Linked DNA regions of Homo sapiens: region 2 is linked to region 1. Evidence: chromatin loops called from intact Hi-C (ENCODE). Cell type or tissue: psoas muscle. All regions are shown on one strand. Links, peaks and the distances in the headings refer to the core of each region. The heading gives the core; the rest is flanking DNA.

Region 1 (8,340 bases), core at 70-8,069:
AGGCTCCTGGCTTATTATCTTGGAATGACCGAGGACAAAGAGGTCTGCTTCATAAAATTCGAGGGTCCCTGTTAGCACTGAACTTGACATTTGCACCCTATCTGTATCTGATGGGTTCTCTTCCCTCTGTGCCCTACTGTTCCACAGCTAAGCAAACCTCCCCAGGTCCAAAATTCAACTCTGTGTCCCATTTAGTGAATAAGACGATGCTTCTTTGGTGACCCATCCACACCAGGGTGGGTCCTGGTATTAATAATAAAAGATGTCCCAGGTTCCATTGAATCCATTAATGTTTCTAACTTAGCTGACTCATTGTGTAGAATATGCATGACTAATCCATCAAAAAAGAGAATTCTCACATTGCAAATTTTTGTATGTTTATAAGAAAGTTAGATTTTCTTGTGCTTTTCTCCCCACAGCACCTGTCATTCTGGATAAGGATAGCATGTTCATAAAAGGGAAATGAGTGGAGAAGGAGGGAAGGAGTTGTGAGCAAAGCATTTAAAGCGTTGCCAGAATATAAGCAACAGTGCTTCATGTCGTGAAAAACTGAGAAAAGGAGTCTTTATGTACAGGAAGAACTCAGCAGCTGACCTCAAGAAGAAAGGAAAACATCCTCTCTTCACTTTTCTCTGGGATGCCTGTGCCCAGGGTCTTGAGTTTCCGACTGGGGCATAATGGATTTTTGGTGGCCTGTGACTTTATTATGGGTCTTTTCCCAAAGTGTTTTGAAATGGTATGAAAGAGTGTATTCAGTTAGAAACCTTGAGTTCTACTCCCAGGCTACTTAGAGGTTGTTTTGCAAACTTGAACAAGTCAAGTAAACCTGACTTCAACTCTACGCAATGGATTATGCAATGGTTGAAGTTCTAAGCTTGGAAGTTTCCAATGAGAACAAATAGGGGTGGTGAGAGCTGCCCTGCCCCTTTCAGGGACATTAAGAGGGTCACCAGGCAGGTGAATGTGACAGTGCCCTAAAGTTATGAAGAAATCTGTGCAAAACTGTATGTTGTTATAGTTCTTCTTGGGGCTGATGCACCGTGACCCCTTCAACAGTTGATGAATCATGGGATAATTGTTGATGAGTCATGGGATAGGTGCTGCTTCAAGGGATGTGGATGTAGGTTGGACAGAGGCCGACCCCAACTCTCTACTCATTTGCACTGTGCATGGCAAATTTGTTCTGGGAGTTTCTGCTTTGCTCCTGTCTTAAGCCATCAGACCACGTGTTCAGTAGTCCAGCCCTGGCCACAGCCTCTCTGCCTGGCTGGGCCCAGGCTACTTCTAAACTCTCTGTTTTTTTTATTTTATTTTATTTTTATTTTTTTTTATTTCAGATTTTATCCAACATGGATGTCTTGATCCAAGAGAAAAAAAGGGATCCCTTCAAAGTCCTTTCCCCAGTTTCCTGCTTAGTCCCACTCCTAGAGCCCTAGGGGGTTCTGTAGCTCCTCTATATTTTCAGGGAACTGAGCTGAAGCCAATACGAGATTTTAAAAGATACCCTATCCTTAAGCAAAGTGAGTGATGGTGCTCAGCATCCATGCCAACGGTCAAATTTTGGCTGTTTTATTCACATATCTATGTAATTTGTAGTTTTTTGGGGGGTGGGGTGGAGGTGGCTGGACCAACAACAAACAGCTAATCTAAATGAGACATTCCTGGAAAATGAGGCACATAAAGCTTTCTCTTTTCATATCCAAAATGGAATAAACAATTCCACCAGCGACCACAGGAATGCTGCTGGGGCACGAGGGCTTCAGCCTTCCTGATGGTCAGGCACTGACTTTAAGCTTAGACTCTAGAATTTGTTAATGAGAGGCCCTCCTGGACAGGAAGGAAGGAGGCTTGCTTGGGGTCTGATCTGTAAAGCACACTGGTGGAAGCTGTTTACATGCAGCTACACAAGAGGCTTCTTCCTGAGTACCAGGCCACCCTCAGTAAGGCACTGAGTGAGCACCAGGCATCACCAGGAATGAGGTCTCTGCCCCAGTCCTGGCCAAATGGAATAAGCAAACAGACTGAGGGTGTGTCAGTGGCTTTCCTGAGTTCCCGCACCTGGTAAATGATGGAGTTTAGACTTGAAAATTCTGCCTCCTGTCTCCAGGTCCAGGGATCTCTCTGGGACGTCAGAGAAGTCAGTTAATCTCTGCCACTCCTTCCTACCTGGATGTTCAATGAAAAGCCTGTTGGGCTTTCTGAGGACTAGAAGGGGGACACTGCCGAGAATTCAGTGAGGCCAGCCCACACCCCCACCCCTTCTAGGAGATTACCTTTAGATCCTCCAGCCCCAGTCTGCAGCCTCCTGGGCTGATGCTTTCTTTCTCTATTTACAGACACTAATCATTTCCCATGCAATTGAACAACTTAATAAGCTGCGAAAATTTGATAAGACAATTTAATTGTCGGCTTTTACATATCTGCTCAATATAGTTGGGTTTCTAGGGAAGGTGAGTGGGGAATGTGAGCAGAGGCACTTAATTAAAGAACTAAAACAGTGGGGCTAGATTAGAGAGAACTCTGGCAGACACCAACCCTGGACCTACGTCTCTTCTCTCCCCCTTTCACATGGGCCCTTTCTTTGAAATTTTATAAGCTCCATCCTCTGGGTAGTAGCAAAATAGAGATGCAGGCCCAGGCACTTGATGTGCAGTGTGGGGAGCTGACTTTGCATGGGGCGGCTCCCAACTGTTATCGGGGAGCTTTTTCTCGGGCCCAAAGTGGTTGGGTTTTAAGGGGAAGACCTAATTCTGCGTGTATGGTCGTAGCTCAAAGGGATAGTTCAAAATGGCCTCCTCATTGATGGGGAAGGATGGGGGCTGATTATAAAAAATTATAATCATTTTTTTGGTCTTTTCCTCTATCTTTTTGGGGAATTTTATGGCCATTTGGGCAATGCTGCATCATGGAGTATTGATGCCAATTTTAAATCACACATCCTCATTTTATCTAATTGAATTCTCATGCTAACTCTGAAAGGAATAGGAATCATTATTCCTATTTCACAGGTGCAGATCCTGAGACTCAGAGAGGTTAAGAAACTCGCCCAACGCCACACAGCTAGATAAACACCTCAGGATTTAAATAGATTGCAGGGGACACCAACAAGGCTCTGCTCAGATCCCCTCAGATCCCTCTGGCCCATCTGTGCATGCAGTAACATCTGCTTCACCGTTGACTGCTTGAACCTGTGGATCCACTTCACCTAAGAGCACAGAGAGCTGAAAGGGCCTGGAATCCTGTTGCCTCCCGGGCAGCCTGCAGCCAATGAGTAACTGGTGCTGGAAAACAGAAGGCTGCTCCCTTGCTGGAGGTAGGACAAACACTGAGGTGTAATCTATGCTCCAGGGTCCCCCAGGGGATCAGGCTGAGGTTGGGACTTTGCCTAAAATCCCACCCTTGCTTGGTTTCTTCCCTTTCCCTGTTTTTCCTTCTTCTCTCACTCTCTCATTTCTGTTCCTTCTTCCTTAAATAAATCTCCTGCACACAAATTCTCATCTCAAGGTGTGCCTCTGGGCAGCCTGATGTGAGATACAGATGTGTGTTTGACCTCAGCCTGCCCTTTCTGGAGTCCTGCAGCCTCGCCCCTTGTTTTGTGGGGTTATCAGATCTCGCTACGTAGACTCGGGGTACGGAATACATCCAGCTTGGAATTTCTGGGTGCTCGCAAGTTCTCAGTAGAACGCTCTTGGAATGAATTACTTAGCCTCTTTAGGCTGCAGTTTCATCACCTATAAGACAGAAATAGTAATTGTATTGCTCTTAAAGGACTTTTACTTTGTGGAAAGCCAATGAGTCTGCATATGTAGAACACAGCAGCGAGCACATAGTAAGTGGTCGATAAATCTTCATGATTATGATTATCAGTATTCAAGTATTTGCCATCTCGTCAGACCTTGGCTTGTAGTTGGGAGTCAGAAATGAGGTCACTGTGCTGTGAGTTCTTGTTGGGCAGGAATCTGCCATGTGTTCCGTGCACTTTAAGCACTTATTAAAACATTTCGGATAGAAACATTTTCACAAAGGCTGCTCATTACTGTAGCCAGCATTTGCCTACGAATGTCAGGAAAACCATTTTATGATGTTGCTGTAATGTGTCGTGTTCACTGTCGCATTCTCTCTTTCGGTCTCCCTTTCACTGGTGAGACACGTTTGCCAAGCATTTCACAAATGCAGTGGGGGGAAAAGGGAAGAGAGGAAGAGATGGGAAAAGGATAGTGAAGGGAGGAGCAGGAGCAGGCAGCTCGGCGGCATTCCCCAGGCACCGCATTAAGGGCCTGATTAACTTAAAATATTTCCCAGCTTCTGAGGCACTTGATTAAAGTCAATTGGGGGGAAAGAAGATAAGCTCTTACAAGGGCTAATTTGAGGCTTAGAAAACTTGAATATGTCTAAATCTCAAATTGTCGGGTGTGTAGCGCTGGTGATTGTCGGGTCTGTGGGGAGAGCGTTTTAACATGCTGGCGGTGCATCCGCGGTACCACCTGTCCCAGCTCCCTGGTCCCCACCCTTCCTCCAGGCAACTGCCTTGCGTCCCCTCCCATCTTCCCTTTTCTTCCGCTTGTGAGGGCTTAGACGATTTTGCCTTTTGAAGGCACGGAAATAGATGGCTTTACATTCAGAACACAGCCTCTGCCTCCTTCTTCCTCCCCCAGATGCCTGGAAAAATCAAAATCGGGGTTTAGCAATGCAGTCCCGTGGCACTCTCTTGATGTGTTAATGGGTCGTGCTTGCTGCACTGCCGTCCCAGCCGCCAGGGACACTGTGATATGGGCAGAGTTCGCCCTTCCCCATCAGTGCAGGTGGCAAGGAGCCAGGCAGGGAGCAATTGTTTTCCTGTCATGAACCACACTGGGCTAACTTTTGATCTTTGACAGGGAATTTCCTGCAAAGATGCAGAGAGAGCAGGGCTGTAGTCCAGGCCGATCTGCTCAGCACAGTGAGGAATCAGGTCTGGGAGGCGTGTTTTGTTGCCACTGGATGCTGTATTAGTTTTCTATTGCTGTATAACTAATCACCACAAATTTAATGGCTTAAAGCAACGCCCATTTATTCGTATACAGTTTTGTAGGTCAGAAGTCCAGCATGGTATGGCTGAATTCTCTGCTCAGGGTATCATAAGACTGATATTAAGGTACAGGCTGGATTGAGTCCTCTACTGGGAGCTCTGGGGAGACATCTATTTCCAAGCTCACTCAAAGTATTGACAGAATTGGCTTCTTATGGGTGAAGGACTGGAGTCTGTTTCCTTGCTGGAGGTCAATCAGGAGCCTCTGTGAGCAACGTAAGGCCACTCACATTCCTTTTCCTGGGGTCGCCCGCATCTTCAAACCAACAAAGACATAGCAAATCCCCTTGTGCCTCAAATCTTTCTGATTCCTCTTCTGCCACCAGCTGGAGAAAATTCTGCTTTTAAATGGCTCATCTGATTGGGTCAGGCCCACCCAGATAACCGCTGCTTTTTAAGGTCTGTTGATTTGGGACTTTACATCTACAAAATCCCTTTACCGCAGTACCTCGATTAGCATTGGAGTAACTAGGGGACCAGAATGTTGGGAGTGGGGGGAGATTCTGCCCATCATGTGTGGCCTAAGACTGTGCCCTGGTTATGGCCAGAGGACCCCAGATAGCCTTGAACCATCTCTGCCATCTCTGTGAAGTCCCTTAGGGAGGGAGAGGGCACCCAGGGAACCATGGCAAATGGGAACAAAGCTATCAGCTTCTTATTCTCAGCAGGGTCTTAGAGGTAATACAGAGAAGTGACATAGTTTGAGCTCATGGGCTAAGGAAACTCTCCCTCTCCCAAGCTGCTTAGTAGCCATTATTCCTTCTTTCTGTCTTCCCCAGCTTCCTAAGACCAAGCAGGAGCTGTCAACAGCACCCACAGAGAAAAATTGCAGCCACTTCTTGCAAAACTTAATACTGAAAGACATTAGCATTTTATATTTACTTTATTTATTTACTAAAACAAGTAATTGGTGACTTCTAATTCCAGGTGGCACCTGGCAAGCAATTCTTAATACCTTCCAAGGCCCTTCAGATATAATTTTTTTTTTTTTTTTTTTTTTGAGATGGAGTCTTGCTCCGTTGCCCAAGCTGGAGTGCAGTGGCAAGATCTTGGCTCACTGCAACCTCCGCCTCCTGGGTTCAAGCGATTCTCCTGCCTCAGCCTCCCAAGTAGCTGGGACTACAGGCAAGTGCCATCACGCCCGGCTAATTTTTGTATTTTAGTAGAGACAGGGTCTCACCATATTGGCCAGGCTGGTCTTGAACTCCTGCCCTAGTGATCTGCCTACTTTGGCCTCCCAAAGTGCTGGGATTACAGGTGTGGGCCACCGTTCCTGGCCCAGATATACTTTTAAAGTAACAGAAAGGAGCAGAACAGGATATCATTGCCGGAAAACAAGACTGGTAGCTCATGATCCAGGTATCTAGGGCAGTTTCTACACGAAGCAGAATGGAGATTGCTGTTAAATGCCAAAGCGTGTTCTGCCACTCCAGTCTGAATGAATGTATTAGCCAAAAGGGAAGAAGACAGGTCGAGGGGTTCTCCCTCTCTCCGGGCTTCTTGGGCCAGAGGGCTAGTGTCCTGTCTAACCTAAGAACTGAACATCCATCCCAATAGACAGTGGTCCTGCCTTTGAGGCCCTCAGAGCACATTTTATATCTTCCCTCTCCTAGCCACCATCTCAGGACATCCTCTGGCTGCTGTCTGGAGCCCGATGAAAGGACCATTCTGGCCAGAGTGGTTCATGAGCTCAGTGCAGTGGGCAGCAGAGGCACCAGTCAAGCCCTGGAGCAGTGGATTTTGGGAACTGTAGTTTCCAATGAGCGCCTTTGTTTCAAGGAAGCAGGCAGTCAAGGCATAAGATCTCTTTCCCAGCTCTTCCATTTCAGCATAGTTAGTGCGCTTGGTGTGGAATTAATTCTCATATGAACACACCAGCCAACATGTATGAGATTCTTGCTGTTTATTTGAGACCTCTTTCTATTCTGGATTCAGAATTAGAACATTTTGATTAGCACCACACTCTAACCAATTGAGCTAACCGGCCGCTGTGTGAATTAGAACATATTGAAAAACGGAACTCTTACCTTCAGGAAATTGAAATACAACATGACACTAGTAATTACAATGGTTTAGCACAGGAGTAAGACTCAACCGACAGGTGAATAGAATAGAATAGAATAGAATAGAATAGAATAGAATAGAATAGAATAGAATAGAATAGATAGTTCTGTGTGAACTAGAAGTTGGTATAGACTAAAACACCTTCAGAATGAGAACAATAAGGGCATATAGTTCAACAAATCATATCGTGAAAATTGATTATTTGGAAGAAAAATCAATCTAGATAGATCCTCACCTTTTAAAAAAATCCCCAAAATATTAAAAAATTTAACCTTCCCTCATTCAATATACTCTATACAATTAAAAGGCAAACAGCAAACTAGGTGAACATCATACGCATTTGGCAGAAAAAGGGTTAAAACCTTTGCTATACAAAAGGGCCTTCCACTCCAGGAGAAAAACTAGTAAAAGATGTCAACTACAGGTGAAGTCAAAAGGAACTATCTTTACAAGATAGCTTTACATTTTTCTTTTAGAAGAAAAATTCAAAGGCGTTCATTGTAATAACACTTACAAGAACCAAACATTACCCCAAATCCTTGACATGTATAATAATTAAATAGTGGTTAAATAAATTATCAAAAATTTGTGTGGTATAATATTGGGTAACTATTATAATTTTGCTTTAGAAAATACTTACTATCACAGGATCAAATATGAAATTTCGGCCAGGTGCGGTGGCTCACACCTGTAATCCCAACACTTTGGGAGACCAAGGTGGTTGGGTTAACTGAGGTCAGGAGTTTGAGACCAGCCTGGCCAACATGGGGAAACCCCATCTCTACTAAAAATACAAAAATTAGCTGGATGTGGTGGTGGGTGCCTGTAATCCCAGCTACTTGGGAGGCTGAGGCAGGAGAATTGCTTGAACCCAGGAGGCAGAGGTTGCAGTGAGCCGAGATTGTGGCACTGCACTACAGCCTGGGCGACAAGAGTGAGACTTTGTCTCAAAAAAAAAAAAAAAAAAAAAAAAAAATTCATTTTTAAACAGTGTGAAATGAAATATGCTATATAATAACCCATACAAGTGCCTGCATGTACAAGAATAAAAGAGACTCCTTGAACCCATTAACCAATTGTTCTCTCTGCATGATACAATTATATAGGATTCTTAGTTGCTTCTGTATTTTCTTTTTCCTTTTGCGTTTCTGTTTTCCAAATTTCCACAAGTTTTTACAAGCAAGTTATATGAGTTATTTTAATAAACC
Region 2 (8,340 bases), core at 209-8,208, 58 kb after region 1:
GGCATATAGCAGTATAGTGCTATTTTATTCTATGCCTTTGTGCTGTTATATTCTTGCATTTTACTTCTACAGATGTTATAATCCCAAAATATATTGTCACTATTTTGCTTTAAATATTTAATCATCTTTAAAAAAATGAAGAAATGACAGAAAAAGTCTTTTATGTTTACCCATCTGTTTTCTGTGTGTGGTATGCATCATCCCTTTGATACAAGATAGAAATTCAGATTTACACATTTTCCTATTCCCTGAAGAACTTCCTTCAACATTTTTTATAATGTCGGCTTTTTAGCTATAAATTTTTTTCGGGTTTGTCTAAGAATTTCTAAATTTGCCATCATTTTGAAGGGTATTTTTTTCTGGATACAGAATTTTAGAATAACAATCTTATTTTAGCCTTTTAGAGGTGTTCTAATATTTTTTGGATTGCATTATTTCTGGTGAAAAGTCAGTGGTGATTTTTTTTTTCACTTTTTTTTTCTGTAGATGTCTTTTCTCTGACTGTATTTAAGATTTTAAACTTTGGTTTCTCAGAATTTTGTTATAAGTCTCAGTGTAGTTTTCTTTATTATTTTTGAGGTGCATAGAACTTCTTGAATCTGCAAGTTGATATTTGTTGGCAAATTTGGAAATTTTTCAGTCATCAGTGAATATTCTTTTTCTACCACAATCTTTGTCCCTTCATTTTGAGACTCTAATTTCATGTGTATTACGCTACTTGATACTGTCTCATAGTTGAGATTGTTCATTTTATTTAGCCTTTTTATCCCTCTGTGTTCCTATCCAGATGCTTTTTTTTTTGTATCTACAAAGCTACTGATTTCTTTTGTAAGGTCTAATCTGCAACTTAGCTCATTCAGTGGATTTTTAAGTGTCAGATAGTCTATTTTTCAGTTTTAGAAACTTCATTTGGCTCTTTTTAAATTAATAGATTTATTTTTAAAGCATTTTAAAATTAACAGAATTGCACAAAAAATGCAGAGTTCCCATATACCCTGTCTCATCTCTCTCTCATGCAGTTTTCTCTACTGTATAGTTTGATGAGTTTTGACACATGCCTAATGTCATGTGTCCGTATTACAGTATCATATAGAATAGTTTCACTGGACCTAAAATCCACAGCCCCCTCATATTCATCCCTTCTTTTTTCCACTCCCTCAAACCCCTGGTAACCAGTGATATTTTTACTCTGTCTCTAGTTTTGCCTTTTCCAGAACATCATGTCATTGAAAACATACAGTATTCAGTCTTTTCAGACTGGCTTCTTTTCACTTAGAAATATACACTTAAGATTTCTTCATGTCTTTTTGTGGGTTAATAGCTGATTTCTTCTTAATTGCTAAGTAATATTCCATTGTGGGAATGTAGCATAGTTTGTTTATATATTGAAATATATCTTGGCTAAGTCCAATATTTGTCAATTATGAATAAAGCTTCTATAAACATTCATGTGCAGGTTTTTGTGTGGGCATACGTTTTCATTTCATTTGAGAAAGTACTTAGGAGCATGATTGCTGGATGGTATGATAAGCCTATGTTCAGCTATGTAAGAAACTGTCCAACTATCTTCCAAAGTGACTGTACCATTTTGCATTCCCACCAGCAATGAATGAGAGTTCCTGCTGCTTCACATCCTGATCAATATTTGGTATTGCCATTGTTTTGAATTTTAGCCATTCTAATAAGTGTAGTTATTTTTATAGTCTTCATTTCTCAATTGAGAATTTCTATTTGTTCCCTCTTTATATTCTTATTTTCTTTAAGTCTTTGAAATACCAGCTGTTTTAAGTTCTTGTCTCTTAATTCTATCCTCTCTGACCCTTCTGAGTCTGTATCTATTGACTGATTTTTTTCAATAGATACAGATATGCATCTCATTTTATCTACTGTGCATGTTGATATAGTTTGGATATTCGTCCCCACTCAAATCTCATGTTGAATTATAATCCCCAGTGCTGGAGGTGGGACCTGGTGGGAGGTGTTTGGATCATGACGGCAGATCCTTTATAAATGGCTTGGGCCATATCCTTGGTGGTAAGTGAGCTGTTGTTCTGAATTCACACAAGATCTGTTTGTTTAAAAGTGTGTAGCTTCTCCTCCCTCTTACCTTCTGTTGCTTCTGCTCTGGCCATGTGATGTGCCTGCTCTGTCTTTGCCTTGCACCATGATCTTAAGCTTCCTGAGGCCTCCCTAGAAGCCGAGCAGATGCCAGCACTGTGCTTTCTGTAAAGCTGGCAGAACTGTGAGCTCATTAAACCTCTTTTCCTTATAAATTACCCAGTGTCAGGTATTTCTTTACAGCAATGCAAGAATGGACTAACACACATGTCTAGTAAGGCTTTTGTTTTTGTTAAATTGTGTGCTGAACTTTGTGGATGCTCAGTTCTTAGTTGTTGAGATTTTGATGTCTTCTTCATTCCACAGTTTGGTTCTGTTTTGTTCCAGCAGAAAGTAACATTTACTTGTGGATCTCTTAATTCATTCAAGGATTTTTAAAATAGCTCTGTGTGGGTGGTTCTAGGACTAGCTTAGCTCTATGTCTAAGGCATGGCCCTTTTACTGTCTCTACCAGATGCCTGGGGTGTTGAACTATCCTTTGATTCTCACTAGCTGGAGCCTCTCAGCCTATGTGAGCACAGGCAATTCAGATCACAGTTCCTCAGTAGTTTCTTTCCCCTACTAGCTGTCCTTTGTCTCCTGGAGTCTTGCCTTGTGCATTCAGAGCTTAGAATTCAACAAAAGATTCAAGAGAACTCCTATGTACATTTCTGGAGTTTCTCCCCTTAGACACCTTCTTTCTAGTACCATGCCCTACAAATTGCGGCCACCTCAACCTCTTTCAAGTCCAGTTTTTGTTGCCTCTTCCCATGGAGGTATCAGGCCATAATGAATCACCCAGGCAGAAAGTCAGAACCAACATGGGCCTCATCTCATAGCAGACTTGCACTGACTGTTCCCTACAACTGAAATCAGTTATCTCATGTATTTTGTCCAGTATTCTAGTTATTTAATATAGGAAGAAAACTCTGATATCAGTTATCCCTTCATGGCCAAAAGTAAACATCCCACTCATTCTTTGTGTCACATTTAACTTTCATTTCATGAATTTCGTGTTTCACAGCATCAATCTTATTTGGTATCTGAGGCTCTTGCCTTTTTCCCCTCTTTCTAGGAGACAAGTCTGATAATATCTTGGTATTTAGTAATGCTTCAGTTTAACAATACTAACTAGCATTTGTTAATTAGCATTAACTAGCACTACCCAGGGCTATCGCTGGCATCTTTATCCCAGTGGAATAAAAATTACCATTATTCAACTATTCCAGACGAGGAAAGGAAGGTTCAGTTTGGAGAAGTAATTTGCTTAACACCTCTCAGCTGGTAGGTGATGGTTTTCTGACTCTAAAACCTCTGTACTTGTAGATTTTACCATAGTTTCTACTGTCCTTGTAAATTTTCAAACCAACTTCCCAGAGCCTCGGGCCTCAAAGAGTAAGAGAGAGAAATTGAGTGTATACTCTTATCCCAGCCCACCCTATATGCTGTTTGCACTAGAGCAAATATGCTTTTTAATGTTTAACTTATTAGAGTTCCATGCAAAATATATTAAAAGCCTTTCTGCAGCAAACAAAACAAATTTGTGGGACACTATTGTGCCACATGAGGCATTAATTTGCCCTTTTAAAATATTGGTTTTCTCCAAGAGGAGCAAGAAACTGCTAAGGAAGAGAAAAGTCTCTGTAGTTTCCTTTCCCTATTGTGTGATGCTGCAGAAAGCATATGGGTTCTTCAGTTAGGATCCCGGCTCTACCATAAAGCTATAAAGTTGTCTTTAGTTTACTCACACTTTCATGGACTCAGCTATACAGTCTGCACAATTAGGAAAAAAATCCTCTCTACAACATCTTGTTTTCAATAAACATATGTAAAAACCATTTAAAAAGGTCCTCAGTGATCCCTGCCTTCCGCTGTTGGTACCCTTGTGCGACCCCCTCTTCCTAAGCCTGGACTGGACCTAGGGACTTGCCTCTAATGAGGATAATACAGCAATGGTGATGAGGTGTCACTTCCAGGATTAGGCTATGAAAAACTGTGGCTTCTATCTTGAGTGCCCTCTCTTGCTCTCTCCCTCACTTGCTCTGAAGGAAGCCAGCTGCTCTGTCAAGAGCTGCCCTCTGAAGAGGCTCATATGGCAAGGAAAGGATGTCTCCAGCCAACAGCCAGCAAGGACTGGAGGCCTGCCAATAGCCATGTTTGTGAACTTGGAAGCAGATCTTCCCCCAGTTGAGCCTTGCAATGCATTCAGCTCCTGCCAGTATACCTTGATTGCAGCCTTGTGAGAGTCCTCGAGCCAGAGCACCCAGCTAGGCCATGCTTGGTTTCCTGACCTCAGAAGCTGAAAAATAAATGTTATCAAGCTGTTAAATTTTGGAATAATTTGTTATTTGCAAAGACAATGCGTACAAATAGTGTCTGGCACAGAGCTGATGCTCTGTTAATAATAATATCTCCCTTCTCCCTGCTTTCCTCCTATTCCATCCCCAGGGAATGGTGGCTTGCAGCACCCTGACTCTGCTCCTCTGCAGAGATGGTGCTCACTTTGGACTCTGACCCAACAGAAGAAGAATTCTCTGTTGCAAGTTCTCCAAGTTCTCCTTTCCTTTTTGGTAAGGATCGCATTTGGGTGTGGTGAGAAGTACAACTTATATCCTAATTGCTATCAGAGCCGAGAGTCGTAACACATAATTAGATGTGCATACAGCTGGAGATACGGAAATTGCAGTTCCTCTCATAGGACACCTTTTATAAAAGCTCTAGATGTACTAGACACTTAAAGCAGGTACAACATGGCTCCACCACATGAAGATGATCTTACATCGTTTCCTGTGCAGGCACATTTGGAATGTGTGTGCTTTGTGAGGTTTGTTTCTTCCTTTCTTTTCCTTCTTTTTTACATTCTCTGGCTGACTAAAGTTAAGTCTCTTCCCATAGGATCATGTTGAACTTTTATCTCTTCTATAGGTTCTCAGCTTTCAGCTCCCGCATCCCTTTTTCCAAGTTAGGAATCGACAGCTTGAAAACTGAGAAGCCTGAAGTCTCCAGGGTATTGTTCATTTGAAGAAATGTCCATCCCTCGGTGATGCAGATGCTTGTGGAATTTCTGGGGTTTGCCTGCTGGGATGAATTTCATTTGATCTCCCTGAGAATTGAAGAAAATCAAAGTCTTAGATCTAAAGGGAGATTACTGAGGACTGGTCCCCTACTTTGTTTTGAAACCTTGAAATTCCAGAAAAGGCCTCTCTCTCTCTTTTTTTTTTTTTTTTTGAATCTCAGATTTGGGGGAAAAATCTCTGTTAGGTATTTGCCAGCGCTTGGTATCTGTTTCAGAGTGGGCGAGGAGCAATTTGATTCTTTAAAAAATATTCTTGTCCAGGCGTTGTGGCTCACACTTGTAATCCCAGCACTTTGAGAGGCCAAGGGGGATGGATCACTGGAGGCTGGGAGTTTGAGACCAGCCTGACCAACATGGAAAAACCCTGTCTCTACTAAAAAGACAATATTAGCCGGGTGTGGTGGTGCATGCCTGGAATCCCAGCTACTTGGGAGGCTGAGGCAGGAAAATCGTTTGAACCCGGGAGGCAGAGCTTGCGGTGAGCCGAGATTATGCCATTGCACTCCAGCCTGGGCAATGAGAGTGAAACTGTCTTAAAATATCTATATCTATATCTATCTATCTATGTATATCTATATATTAATATATTATATATAAATATATATAATATATGTAATATATATTCTTTATATAACATGATCAAGGTTCAAGAATATATTACATTCTGGAAGGGAATTGCTTGAAGGTTATGGTCCATCCACCCATTCATTCCCCTAAGGCAGCACTCAGAAACCTGCAGAGGTCAGCCAGCTTTAGATGTGTAAGAAGCTTGGGGAAAGGCCACAGGGAGGGAACAGATTTTTGATATATGCATATATTATGTATATTTGTATGTATATATCACAGTGTATATATACTGACACATATTTGTGTATATTTAAAAATTGAGTCTGCAAGCCACCCTGAGCCCAGTGACTTCTTTCTAGCACCTCACTCCAAACATCATTAGATCTAAAAGCTATACATCTGGGGAGTGACATTTACCCCTGTTGAATTAAGTTTAGCCTAAAGCTGCCTCCTTACATATTTTAAGTCAGGCCTAAAGATTTCTCCATACATAGGGAACTGTAACGTAAATGGATATGGAAACAGGCTGTAACCTACTCTTGGTACCTAGAGTACAAAACTCTTGAGTTTCGGCCAGTCAAAGGTGGCCAACTGTTCAAATCCTGTTCAGATAAAGCAAATGCCGGCTGTAACAAATCCAGCTGCTTGTTGACTGCACTTCTGTTTTCTGCAGTCACTTTCCTTTTTCTGTCAATCAGTCTTCTTTGACCATGCAGCGATGCCAGTGTCTCTGAACCTATTCCTGTTTGGGGACCAGCTAGTTTGAATGCATTTCCTAGGTGCAGGGTTTGATGTCATCTGACTGTATCACCATCCACCTTAGGGGTGCAAGGTCAATGCCTGTATTGTTTATCAATGTGTCCTGTATGCTTAGAACAGTACCTGGCTCACAGTAGGCCCTCAGTAGATATTTGTTAAATGTTGTATAAATTTTGCTGAACATGTTGAATAAATAAGGATGAGCCCTGTGAGAATTTTCAGAGACTTTGATCTAAAATGTTGCTGAATGTCACATTGCCTGTATATCATGGTATTCTCTCATGGTATTTTCAAGAAGAACTCTTGGGAGAATGAACTTTATTTTAGAATGAAGAATAATTGCGCCTCTCCTGGAAAAATAAATCACTTAAATTATGTGGACATAGATTTCCTCTTCGGGCTGGCTACTAGGAAACTCAAAATATGTGTTTGATCAGCCTCTTTGAATTACATGAGACTCAGTGGGATCCTTTGTTTTCCCTTAGAAGCATACTTTTCTCATAGACTCCTGAGGTTTGGCGATCGTGCTGTATTGTAAGTGTTCTTGAAAGCAAGTTCCAGGGAGTGAATAAATGAAGACAATGCCATAGAAAGGGAGTAGGAATTAAAGAAGTGAATGGCAAGAGAATGAGGGTGGGGTGAAGAAAACAGAAGGAATTCACTGGAAAGGGAGGAAGACAATAGGACATGAGGGATATGAGATTGAGCTGGGATCTCCTCCAGGTCTTAGGACATCTCAGGAGGTGGTCTTTGAGGGCCCATTAGGCTTTGATAATGCCGTGGGCATGTGGCTAGCACCTCTGGGTCAACTTGTGGCTTGGAACTCTCTGAAGATGGAGAAGGAGGCAAAACCATGAGGATATTCTCTGGAGCCACGTTTACATCTCCACTTTGGTACTATGAGCTGCCACTTGCTTTTGTTGAGCCTCAGTTTTTTATCTGTAAAGCGGGGCTAATAATAGTGCCTTCTGCTAAGGTTCTCTTGGAGGCTCAATGAGGTAATGAATAAGAGGTAATGATAACATTTCCAGTGCTCAAATGGTAGTTATTGTTATTATTGCATTGAGCTTTCTAGATTTCTGTCTCATCTTCTGTCATCTCATGGCTAGGCTAGAGTAGCATAGAAAAGAAGGAGAAAGTCTCAATTTCTCCACATTTACCATTAGGCCTTTCTTGAAAGTTTCCTTTAAAAAAAAAATTGACCCCGATTTACTATGCCAAAACCTTGGAAGTTTTCTTCAAACCCAAACATAACTGGACCTCTTTCAGTCATCCCTGCATTTGTCCAGTACCTCCTGTCTGTAGGCAAATCTTATGAACTTGGCATTAGTAAAAATCACAAATATAATCCGAAATTTTTAATAAGGGATGGAAGTTTTAAAAAAATAATGGAAGACTTCTTCTCAGGGTGACCAAGGGAATACACTGAATTGCATGCTACAGAGCAAAACTATAAAAATCCATGTTAAACACCTGATTTTCCAAAGTTTCTCTTCATGCCACTGTCAAATCACTGCAGTCCTATTTCACTCTCTTTCCATCAAATATCTTCTTCTTCCCCTCTCAGGCTATCTTCTTTCAGCTTCCTCCCCTCTCTTGGGCTCTTCCAATTTCTGTAGACCTTTATTTAGAGAAGGGATCATCAAGCTTTTTCTGAAAATGGCCAGGTAGCAAATACTTTAGGCTTTTGGGGCTCTATGTTCTCTGTCACAGCTATTCAACTCTGCTCTTGTAACAAGAAAGCAGCTGTAGACAATAAGCAAATGAATGGGTGTGGCTGTGTTCTAATAAAACTATTTACAAAAACAAGAAATGGACAGGGTTTGGCCTTTGGGTTGTAA

Evidence for each region. Hi-C counts contacts between places; a loop is a spot of excess contacts. Peaks named below come from ENCODE experiments on the same cell type or tissue, not always from the same donor. Only the 100,000 strongest peaks of a DNase experiment are listed, where the experiment ranks them.
Region 2: it touches region 1 in a loop (3-fold over the local background); 4 of 110 quality-filtered maps call a loop at or near these places.

Annotation. Positions count from the first base shown.
Region 1 is chr16:66,124,111-66,132,450 of GRCh38, reverse strand. No RefSeq gene overlaps it. Among named protein-coding and RNA genes, the nearest start is that of CDH5, 240 kb to the left of the region's middle. In psoas muscle, for the core only: no CTCF peak of the experiment used is centred there; a DNase peak (open chromatin) is centred at 4,780; H3K27me3 peaks cover 970 bases.
Region 2 is chr16:66,066,551-66,074,890 of GRCh38, reverse strand. No RefSeq gene overlaps it. Among named protein-coding and RNA genes, the nearest start is that of CDH5, 300 kb to the left of the region's middle. In psoas muscle, for the core only: no CTCF peak of the experiment used is centred there; a DNase peak (open chromatin) is centred at 4,240; H3K27ac peaks cover 1,633 bases.